2 separate regions of the Homo sapiens genome follow, and region 2 is linked to region 1. Evidence: chromatin loops called from intact Hi-C (ENCODE). Cell type or tissue: CD4-positive, alpha-beta T cell. All regions are shown on one strand.

Region 1 (5,000 bases):
GAGGAGGCGAGAGGGGCATCTAAGGGCCTTCTAGGAGGCCATAGTCTCATGCAGGCATGGCATGGGCAGTAGTGAAAAATGTTGGAAGGGACAGGAAGGGGTTGAGGCTGAGTCATGGGTCTGGCTGAGGCACTAGTGGATGTCACAGCCATCATGACTAGTGGATGTCACAGAGGCCATGCCAGGAGAGGGAAATAATTGATCTTTGGACATATGAGTGTGCACCTGGAAGACAGCTGTGCTCTGGGCAGGTGTTCACTGGGGCTACATACACCCTGGGAATCAGAGGAGCAGAGGTGGGTGGAAGTTAAGGCTGTGGATAAGCTGGGTGGAGGGAAGAGGAAAATGCAGCTGAGAAGGGTGGAGGAGGAGCACCTGACCGAGGTGCCCCAGGTCAGGGAGCAGGGCTACAGGAAGTTCCACGCCCTGGCCCCACCACACCCCTCCCACACCACTCTCAAGCTCAAGCCATTAGTCTCAAACACTCCCTTCTTTTCTGTTGGCAGCCTTCGGAAATGCAGTTTCTCTGGCCTGGTTTCTCAACCCATCCCTTTTTCTACCAGAAACCTCCTACACATCCCTGAAAGTCCTGTTCAGGTGCCACTCCTCTGTGAAGCCCTTCCTGAGAACCTGCAGCCACCTTTGGCATCACATGCTTCTCTCTCGCACACACTGGCTGCATGGCGGGTGTTCAAGCTGTCAGTGGGGAAAGGACTTGCGCCCCCGTCAGCAACATCAGGGCCCCCACCTGAGGTGGCTTCACGAAGTCGGCCACATCCCACAGCCGGTTTCCAAGCTCCTTGATCTGAGTCACGGAAACCCCTTTGAGTTTGGTTGTGATGGAAATCTGGGGTTCCAGGTCCCGCTCCTGGTAGCCTTTTTTGGCGAGGAGCGCCCACCTGGGAAGGAGAAGATGGGCAGTGTGGTGTCCCCCCAGCGTGTAGTGACGGGGCAGAGCTGGGCCCTACATGCTCAGTTCTCTCCCCACACCCTACAGGCTCCCAGTCCAGCATCCTCTCTGGCCCCACTTCCCACTGTAGACTCCCTGAACGAGACAGAAGCTCCAGCCATGCATCAGAGAGCCAGTGCCCTCAGACAATCACCTTCACTAGCCAGCACCCACCCCCAGCCTCAGTAGACCCAGCTCCGAGCTTATAGACTCCCCTGACCGGAGATATAGCTGGTGGTCTCTCTGGGGGCCTAGTGCTCCAGCTCTCACAGATGTTAAGGACAATGTCTTGTGCCCCCTGGGTGGGGCCGTGGGGAGGGACTGGGAAGCAGGCAGGTGGACACACAGGACAAACACACAGCTTGTTCTTGCTCTCCTGTCTTGTATTGCCTACCTCCCACCCCGTCCCATTATGGCCCCTTCCCCTCCAGCCCCTAAACAGCCCAACCCTCAACTTCAACCCAGCAGGACCAAGCCCCACCCCCGACCTCTTCCCTTGCCCCTCCAGCCTGGCCAAAAGCTCTTCTCTCTTACCCTACCACATAGACGACGATCCCAAACTGCAGCAGCCTCTGCAGGGCGCCCCCCCACCAGTTCCTGGTCATCACATACTTCTCCGTTTTATAATCCAGAAGCCCCTAGTCTGCTGTGGCCCCTGGGGAGCCCATGCTGCCAGCTCCTGCTAGCTGCGGGCACATGAGTCAGCATGGCAGCTGCAGCCGCAGCTGAACAGGAGGCAAAGCAGGGCCCGAGCCAGGCCACGCCAGCCGCTGTTAAAGGGACACTTCCACTAAAGCAGGATCCAGCCTCCAACACCCAGCCTTCAGCCCCTAACCCCAGCTGCCCTGCACCTCCCACCCTCCCTACATTCTCTTTGCTGGGCCCTGGTGGCACACAGAAAACAGCAGCTCTGTCCCTGCCCTCTGGCCTCACTTCCTCCGGTGGGAGTGGACGTGGTGAGAGGATGGGGAAGGACAGCTGTTATCAGTGCTGTGAGAAGACGGCCTGAGGGCAGCAACAGCCCCGGGGGGGCTCTGAGTAAAGCTTCAGGAATAAGTGACTTCTGAGCTGACGCTTGCAGATTCTGAAGTTCAACAAGCAGACAAAGATGGGGATGGAGGTTCCCAGGGGAGCGAACAGCGTATGCAAAGGCCAGCGCATGCAAGAGAACTGAGAGCCACAGAGTGAGAGGGTGACCTGGCTCTGCGAAGTTCCCCAGGCCCTCCTGAAAAGCCATTCCCAAGTGCAGTGAAGAAAACACAAGCTCTGGAGTCAGGCATGTTTCCCATTCCATGAAAGGGGGGCGATGCTGGAACCGCCTAGGGGAGGCAGGGGGATAAACGCAGCAAGGCGCCCAATCCGGTGCATGGTCTGTGGCGCATGCAGTGTATCAGCCCGGGCGAGGAGCCTCAGCACAAGCCGGCCACAGTTTCTACGGCAACCGACAACACCGGGTTGCCGGGGCGACCGCCGCGGGAGAGCGCGTCGCTATTGGCTGTGGGGGGTGCCTGTTGCTGGACGGCACATTCGGTTGGTCAGCGCAGCCGCAGACTCCGCCCACAATCCCGGGCCGCGCTCTGGGCGCGGGGTCAAGCTGTCTCCGACTCAGTGTCTGAGACTGCGAGAGGGTCGTAACCATGAGGGGTTCCTGTGAGAGGTCTGGGGAGGATGAAGAGCAGAAAGAAGAGGCTATGGTGGCCTGTGGGCGTCTTTCAGGGGTCCCCGAGGCCGAGCAGGGTCCCGAGGCCAATTGGGACTCCGACCTGGAGACGGAAGGTGCTCGGGGGAGGGGGCAGGCCCGACTCCTCCCCTTTGGGGGTCTTCTCCCGCAGGGGTTGGGGGAGGCGGGCTGGGGCTAAGGCCAGCAGGGAACGTACCCGCCTGCGGGGCGCCTCCAGCCCCCTGCCTTCCCTTCATTGCTCCTGGAAGCATCAGGATAAAATGCAAAATCCCGCCAGACAGTGCACCAAGGGCTGTCCCACCCTGAAATGAAATCAGAGCCGGGTTTTCCCAATCCACAGGAAAAACTAAGCTAATGGATGTATGGAATTTAGAACTATCTCGGTTTTTTCTCCCGTAAAATGTTTACAAAACATTTGTGGCCTGCAATCCAGGTTAAAAGACACAGCATGCAATTTGGCATCAGACAGGCAGAGGCCTGACTCTGGCAGGATTAGCTACCACCACTAGCTGTGGGATGCTCAGCGCAGGCCAGCCATGACTTCTACTACAAACAACATTGGGTTGCTTGGGCTCATATTTATTAATAAATAAATATATAAATAAATTATTTATTTATTAGAGCCAGGGTCTTGCTCTGTCACCCGGGCGTCAGTGCAGTGGCAGGATAATAGCTCACTGCAGCCTTGAACTCTGCACTCTAGTGAGCCTTCTGCCTCAGCCTCCTGAGTAGCTGGGACTACAGGAGACCACCACGTCTGGCTAATATAAAAATTTTTTGGCTGGGTGGGGTGGCTCACGCCTGTAATCACAGCACTTTGGGAGGCCCAGGCAGGCAGATCACCTGAGGTCAGGAGTTCGAGACCAGCCTGGCCAACATGGTGAAACCCCGTCTCTACTGAAAATACAAAAAACTAGCCCAGTGTGGTGGTGGGCGCCTGTAATCCCAGCTACTCGGGAGGCTGAGGCAGGAGAATTGCTTGAACCTGGGAGGCAGAGGTTTCAGTGAGCCGAGATCGTGCCACTGCATTCCAGCCTGGGTGACAGAGCAAGAGTCTGTCTCGAAAAAAAAAAAAAGAAAATTTGTCTAGCTATGTTGCCCAGGTTGTCCAGCTTTCTTTTGATAGCCGTATGACTTTAAGGAAAAGATTTGCGTTGCCTGAGGCTTGATGTCCTCATCTGTCATATGGGAGCAGTGGTCCCAAGAAGCACAGGAAGCAGTGCTTCTAGAGGCAAAACATAGGCCAGGTAGTGACACAGGGCAGGGGAGGACACAGGTGGCTGTAGCTGTGCAGGGTCCACATTCGTCCCCCTGTCTCCTGCCAGGCACCGATGGGCTTGGAGAACTGGTCAGGGACACACTGTACCTGAGGTCTTGCCGGGCCCATAGTGTTGTGCCCATCTCCTGCTTTCTGCGCCAAGGGAGCGCCCAAGAGCTGAACCTCCGGCACCGTGGCCTGGGGCCCCAGGTACCACTGGAGGGACACTGTATCCAGGCTTACGGGGAGAGGCCTCGGGAGACAGCAGCCATGGGAGTGCCCCTGTGTCTGTCCCCTACACTCCCCAGCTTCTGCCTGTGTCAGTCATGCCCTACCCTCCACATCTGGGAGACAGATGGGATTGAGGCTGTGACAGGTGGCGTTAAGGGTTGTGGATCCTGCAGGCTCCTAACCCGCTGGGGGGTCAGGGAGAGCTGGGGGTGGGGGGAGACCTTCACAGAGCCTAAAAGGAGAAGCAGGTGTCACTTAAAACAGGTGGGAAGGGGAGGGCTTTCCAGCTGGAGGATGTGGAGTGGGCTGAGCCCTGGAGCATGAGCCAGGATAGTGGCCAGTGTGTTTGCTCTGTCTGTCCCAGGGCGCCCGGGCTCTGGCTTCCTCATTGAGCTCCAATCCATATGTCAAGCGGCTGGACCTTCGAGACAATGGGCTCTGTGGGGCAGGTGCAGAGGCCCTGGCAGGTGCCCTGAGCAAAAGCAGCAGCATCCATGGTAGGTGCTGGGTCTGGGGCAGGTGGGCAGGCGTGTCCTCCTTTTCCTCAGGGATGTGCCTCCATCGTTGAAAGCTGGGCCGTGTCACCTGGGGCCTGCTGGTGTTGCTGGTGGATAGAAGAGGGGCCTCATCACAGGAGGGGGCATGTGGGGTGGAGTTAGACCCTCTGCTGTGCAGCCGATGCCTGATAGAAGTCCTTTCCTCACCCACCCCACACCATCACTCCCCTCCCTTGCTGGCCAGCATCCCCCTCTTCACCTAGCACATGGGAGACTCCCAGTACCTGAATGCAGGATGGGAGAGTCCTTCCACACAGAGAGGTGGGAGTTGGGCATTGTAAGAAGCAGGTAGGCAATGTGGGAGTTTGATGGGGCTGGATCCAA
Region 2 (5,000 bases), 54 kb before region 1:
GGCCTTCACGACCAGTTCCTCACTGTGGCTGCACAGTGATTCGAGGTTTGGTGCTTTGGATGGGCAGAGTGCCACGTGTGTGAGGATGTGGTTTTGCTTTAACGCACCCTTTATTTCAGTGCAGTGAGGGCCGTCTGCTATCCAGTGTCCTGCTCCCTGGAGCTCCCCCTGGGCTTGCTTTCCCCTTTAGAAACATGGAATTTATTTATTTATTCATTAAAAAAAATTGTTTTTCAGTCTTCTGGGCATGAAAAACATGAGTTTAGCCCCTGATGATTTAACCCTGACGATTTTAACCCCAGCTGTTCACAACTGGGCCCCGTGAAGTGGATGAGACAGGGCTATGAGCTGTTCCAAGACAAAGGAATCTGTGAATCCTCATCTGGGGAAGTTTCAAGAATAAAAGCAGTCCCATCTCAGCAGTCTCGAGTGTGGTGAAATGTGAGCGGGCCCTGTGAGGCCGGGGCTGAGCTGTCCTCTCCCCCTGCAGGTGGCCCAGAGTGGCGAGATCCCCCCATCTTGCTGCAACTTCCCCGTGGCTGTGTGCCGGGACAAGATGTTTGTATTCTCTGGGCAAAGCGGAGCCAAAATAACCAACAACCTCTTCCAGTTTGAATTCAAGGACAAGACGTGAGTACTCTGGCCAGTGGGGTGGAGGGAGGACGGTCAGTTCCCTCGAATCCTTCTGAATATGAAGAACGCCTCTTGCACCTGGTGGCCATGGTAACCATCCTTGTGAGCTCTGCAAACAGCAGGAGGTTACAGCCCGGAGCAGGGATGTGCGGTGCCCCTGGCAGGTCCCCAGGATATGGCTACAGCTTAGCAAGATAAGGCCTGGCGAGGAGGCCCCTGGCTAGGCCTCCCTCTGAACGTGAAGGACGTCCCCTTCCTCGTGAATAGCTTGGTCAGTGCCACCAGTAACAGACGTGGCCTGCATAGATCTCAAATAATGGCAGAAGACCAGAGGGGCCTGCAGGTCCTGAGAGGTCTGGCCCATGCTGCCCCTGGCTGCTGGCCAGCCCTTGATCCCTGCAATGGGGCTGCAGGAGAGGGCACAAGGAGTGTGAGCTGCAGGTACAGGGGGTTTGGGAAGGGACTTGGGAGCTTCCCTGGAGGCCACGGGTGCGTGGGAGGAAGGGCAGGGAGCCCCAGGATGAGGGAAATTGTCAAGGGCCTGGGGCTCAGCATGGAGCCAGATGGCATAGCCCTGCCAGGCCAGGATCTGTTCTGAAGTCTTCAGCTAACTTAGCAAAAGAGAGGACTTGCTGGGAGGTACTGGGAAGCCTGGGAGGTGGAAGGTGCTGGGGCAGCATCAGGATGTGGGGTACAGGCAGCTCCCAGGATGGGGACTCAGCTGTGGGGATGCTCTGACTGGGCAGCGTGAACACAGTGACCTGCAATGGTCTCTGCACAACTTTACTCCCCAGAGAGCAGGACTGCCTGGGCGGGTCAGATGCCACCCTCCTGCCCATCACTGCTGCCTGCTCCATGGGGAGAGGGGGGAGCTCTGGCAGGACCCTGCGGTGGGCCACATGGAGCCAGGCAGGGCTGGTGCCCGTGCTGGATGGGGTGAGAGGTGCTCAGCGCAGGTGTCTAGGCCCTCCCTCTGGACCCTGGGCTAGTCACCGTAAGGGATGCAGGGGGACCTCCCAGTGAAGGCCTGCTGTGGGGAGGCCCCGAGGGTGAGCAGGAGCCCCTGTCCCAGCATTGATTCACTGTTGTGTACCCCCAGGTGGACACGCATCCCAACTGAACACCTGCTCCGGGGCTCCCCACCACCCCCGCAGCGGCGCTACGGGCATACCATGGTGGCCTTTGACCGCCACCTCTATGTGTTTGGGGGTGCGGCCGACAACACGCTGCCCAACGAGCTGCACTGCTATGACGTGGACTTCCAGACCTGGGAGGTCGTCCAGCCCAGCTCCGACAGCGAGGTGAGGGTGCCCAGGGGTGTCCTGACCTGCCAGCTGGACACCAGTAGCTCCTACCCTGCTCCCACCCAGCTCCTCACAGCTTTGGGGCCCCCTGGGGTTCCAGACAGCTACCAGGAGCAAGGCCAGGACACCTGGGCCTCAGCCCTGGACACCTGCCCCGGCCTCCAGCCCCAGCTTCACCCCACAGCCTGCAGGTAGTTAACGCTTCACACCCCATCATGGCTGCATGGGGCTGCTGTGCTGCAGACCTTTCCTGGGAAGCCCACGGCCATGCAGCTCTTCCTTCTTTCAGAACCCACTCTCAAGGCCAGGATGGTGGGGGTCTCTGGGCACCTACCTGGCCCTTGCCAACTGGTCTCATGCCCATGTGTCTCCCCTCTTCAGGTTGGTGGGGCTGAAGTGCCCGAGCGAGCCTGTGCTTCCGAGGAGGTGCCCACCCTGACCTATGAGGAGCGGGTTGGCTTCAAGAAGTCCCGAGATGTGTTTGGCCTGGACTTTGGCACCACCTCAGCCAAGCAGCCCACCCAGCCTGCCTCGGAGGTACAGGCTGGGATCCTCATTAAGACTCCATCACCCCCTGAAACAGGTCCTGTGATCAACACCTCTCACACATGGGGAGACTGAGGCCCCGAGAAATACTTGCTTGGGGTCACACCACAAAGGGGGTACAGGGCCAAGGGCCCTCACCCTGCTGGCCAGGCTGCAGCTTTCTGGGGTGGGTGCCACACACTGGCCCAAGTGCCCTGACCACTCTGAGGGTCTCCATGGCCCGTCATGCCCCACTCGCCTACATGGGTACCAGGTCCCACCTGTGTCTGTACCCAGGGGCCCTCATCCCTTGGGGACCCTGCCCCCTGGCCCTTCATGGCCATGAGGTGCCGCATCCTTGCCTTACCTGGCTGCACCAGCCGCACTGTGGAGGCTCTGCTCCCCCACCATTCCACCCTGCCTTCTTGTCCCCCAGCTGCCCAGTGGGAGGCTCTTCCACGCGGCTGCTGTCATCTCGGACGCCATGTACATCTTCGGGGGCACGGTGGACAACAACATCCGCAGCGGGGAGATGTACAGGTTCCAGGTGTGGGGCCTGTGGGCCTGTAGAGCCGGCTGGGTGGACGGATCCCCCGTGATGAGAAACTGAGGCCAAGTTGGGGGGCAGGGCTTATCCAGGCCATTGCCAGGGCCACACCTGGCAGGATGGAAGCCTTGGGAGGAGCCCTGTGGGCTGAGGGTGGGCTGAGGTGGCACTAAAGTGGGCAGCCTTCGTGCAGTGGGGCAGGCAGATGGTGCTGGGGCTCACGGCAGAGTCAGTGGAGGGAGCCGGGCCAAGCTGGGCTCAGCACCAGAGCCTCACAGGCATCATAGCCTGGCCCAGGGCAGAGCCAGGGCCGACAGTGGCTTGCGTTGACAGCCCCTTCCCAGGCCTGGAGGAGCAGGTGGTCAGGGCAGGGACTCACAGCCACAGTGAGGTCAGGGCCAGCTTCCTGGAGGAGGTTGGGATGTGCTGGTGGGGGCCAGTGTGAGGACGCAGGTCCAGGCAGAGTGGAGACGGCAGAGCTCTGCTGAGGCCTGGGGCCCAGCCGAAGGCAAGAGAGGCAGGGGAGCCCTTTCCTGCTGTGGAGCCGGCCGTGGACAGTTGCAGGTGCTGAGGCTGGAGCCAGGCTGTATTTTCAGGGTGGGGTAGCGGCTGCTTCCTCTCCTCAGCCAGGCCCACCTGCCTCCTGGGCCCTGAGGGTCAGCATGGGCCAGGTGGGGACCTCAGGGTCGGCCTGCACAGCCACACTGGGGCCACCCTGCTGTCTGCAACATCTAGTCTCACTGGGCCCCTCTTGCAGTTCTCCTGTTACCCTAAATGCACGCTGCACGAGGACTACGGGCGGCTGTGGGAGAGCCGCCAGTTCTGCGACGTGGAGTTCGTGCTGGGTGAGGTGGGTGCCTGTCCTCGCACCCTGCTCTGCCTGCTGTGCCTGGGCAGTGGGAATTTCGCCCCTCAGAAAAACAGCTGCTGGCCTGGTGGTGCTGACCTTGGCTGGCTGGGTCTCTGTTCTCTGGGGCGAGGGTCCTGTGCCCTCTGCCAGTGCATCATTCTTTGTGCAGAAGGAGGAGTGCGTGCAGGGCCACGTAGCCATTGTCACAGCGCGGAGCCGCTGGCTTCGCAGGAAGATCACGCAGGCGCGGGAGAGGCTGGCCCAGGTGAGGTGCCTAACCGCCCTGCCCTGACCTGGCAGCCATGCCTGGTGTCCACTGGGGTGTCCTTGAGCTCCCTTCTCCCCACAGAAGCTGGAGCAGGAGGCCGCCCCAGTTCCCAGGGAGGCCCCCGGCGTGGCTGCTGGTGGGGCCCGGCCGCCCCTGCTGCACGTGGCCATCCGGGAGGCCGAGGCCCGGCCCTTCGAGGTGCTCATGCAGTTCCTCTACACCGACAAGATCAAATACCCACGGAAAGGTCCGCCTGGGTGGGGGTGGAGCAGGGTTGGTGTGGGCTGGGGTGCGGGCAGCAGAGCCAAAAGGTGGGTGCTGCCAGCCCTGCCTTACTGATGGGCCCCCTGAGGCTCAGAGGCTGCAGGTCACCCTCCTTACCCATGATCACTGCAGCTGGACGCCATCTGAGTCCCCCGAGGCCTTGTTCCTACCTAGTGGCCCCAGCCCACACTCTTCCATGGGGGGAGCCCTGCGCCCTGTGCCCTGCCCTCCCCTCTCCGGCTCCCTGAGATTCGGGGGCTCTGGGGCGCAGGCCATGTGGAGGATGTGCTGCTCATCATGGATGTGTACAAACTGGCACTGAGCTTCCAGTTGTGCCGCCTGGAGCAGCTGTGCCGCCAGTACATCGAGGCCTCCGTGGACCTGCAGAACGTGCTGGTTGTGTGCGAGAGTGCCGCCCGGCTGCAGCTGAGCCAACTCAAGGTGTGGGGTGGGGTCAGCGCAATCAGGGTTGGGTGGGGTGTGCTCAGGCTTAGGCCCCCTCCCTGCCCACCACTGTGAGCCCCTCGCCCAGCCTGGGGCCCTGGCTTGACTCTGCCTGCCTGCCTGTGCCTGTCTGCCCCAGGAGCACTGCCTGAACTTCGTGGTAAA

Evidence for each region. A loop is a pair of places that touch in the nucleus more often than their neighbours do. Peaks named below come from ENCODE experiments on the same cell type or tissue, not always from the same donor. Only the 100,000 strongest peaks of a DNase experiment are listed, where the experiment ranks them.
Region 2: a loop joins it to region 1, with 9 times the contacts of the local background. A loop is called at or near these places in 20 of 110 quality-filtered maps.

What each region holds. Positions count from the first base shown.
Region 1 is chr22:21,043,401-21,048,400 of GRCh38, forward strand. It overlaps LRRC74B (leucine rich repeat containing 74B), which reads left to right and starts at 2,546. Exons shown (of 10, transcript NM_001291006.2): 1 at 2,546-2,725; 2 at 3,956-4,098; 3 at 4,484-4,616. The coding sequence starts at 2,587. It also overlaps the pseudogene P2RX6P. In CD4-positive, alpha-beta T cell, no CTCF peak of the experiment used is centred here; a DNase peak (open chromatin) is centred at 2,391; H3K4me3 peaks cover 639 bases; H3K27me3 peaks cover 453 bases.
Region 2 is chr22:20,989,896-20,994,895 of GRCh38, forward strand. LZTR1 (leucine zipper like post translational regulator 1) reads left to right here. Exons shown (of 21, transcript NM_006767.4): 8 at 491-630; 9 at 1,733-1,934; 10 at 2,319-2,474; 11 at 2,899-3,009; 12 at 3,767-3,859; 13 at 4,029-4,124; 14 at 4,209-4,374; 15 at 4,663-4,832; 16 at 4,975-5,000. Among named protein-coding and RNA genes, the nearest start is that of THAP7-AS1, 9.5 kb to the right of the region's middle. In CD4-positive, alpha-beta T cell, no CTCF peak of the experiment used is centred here; no DNase peak of the experiment used is centred here.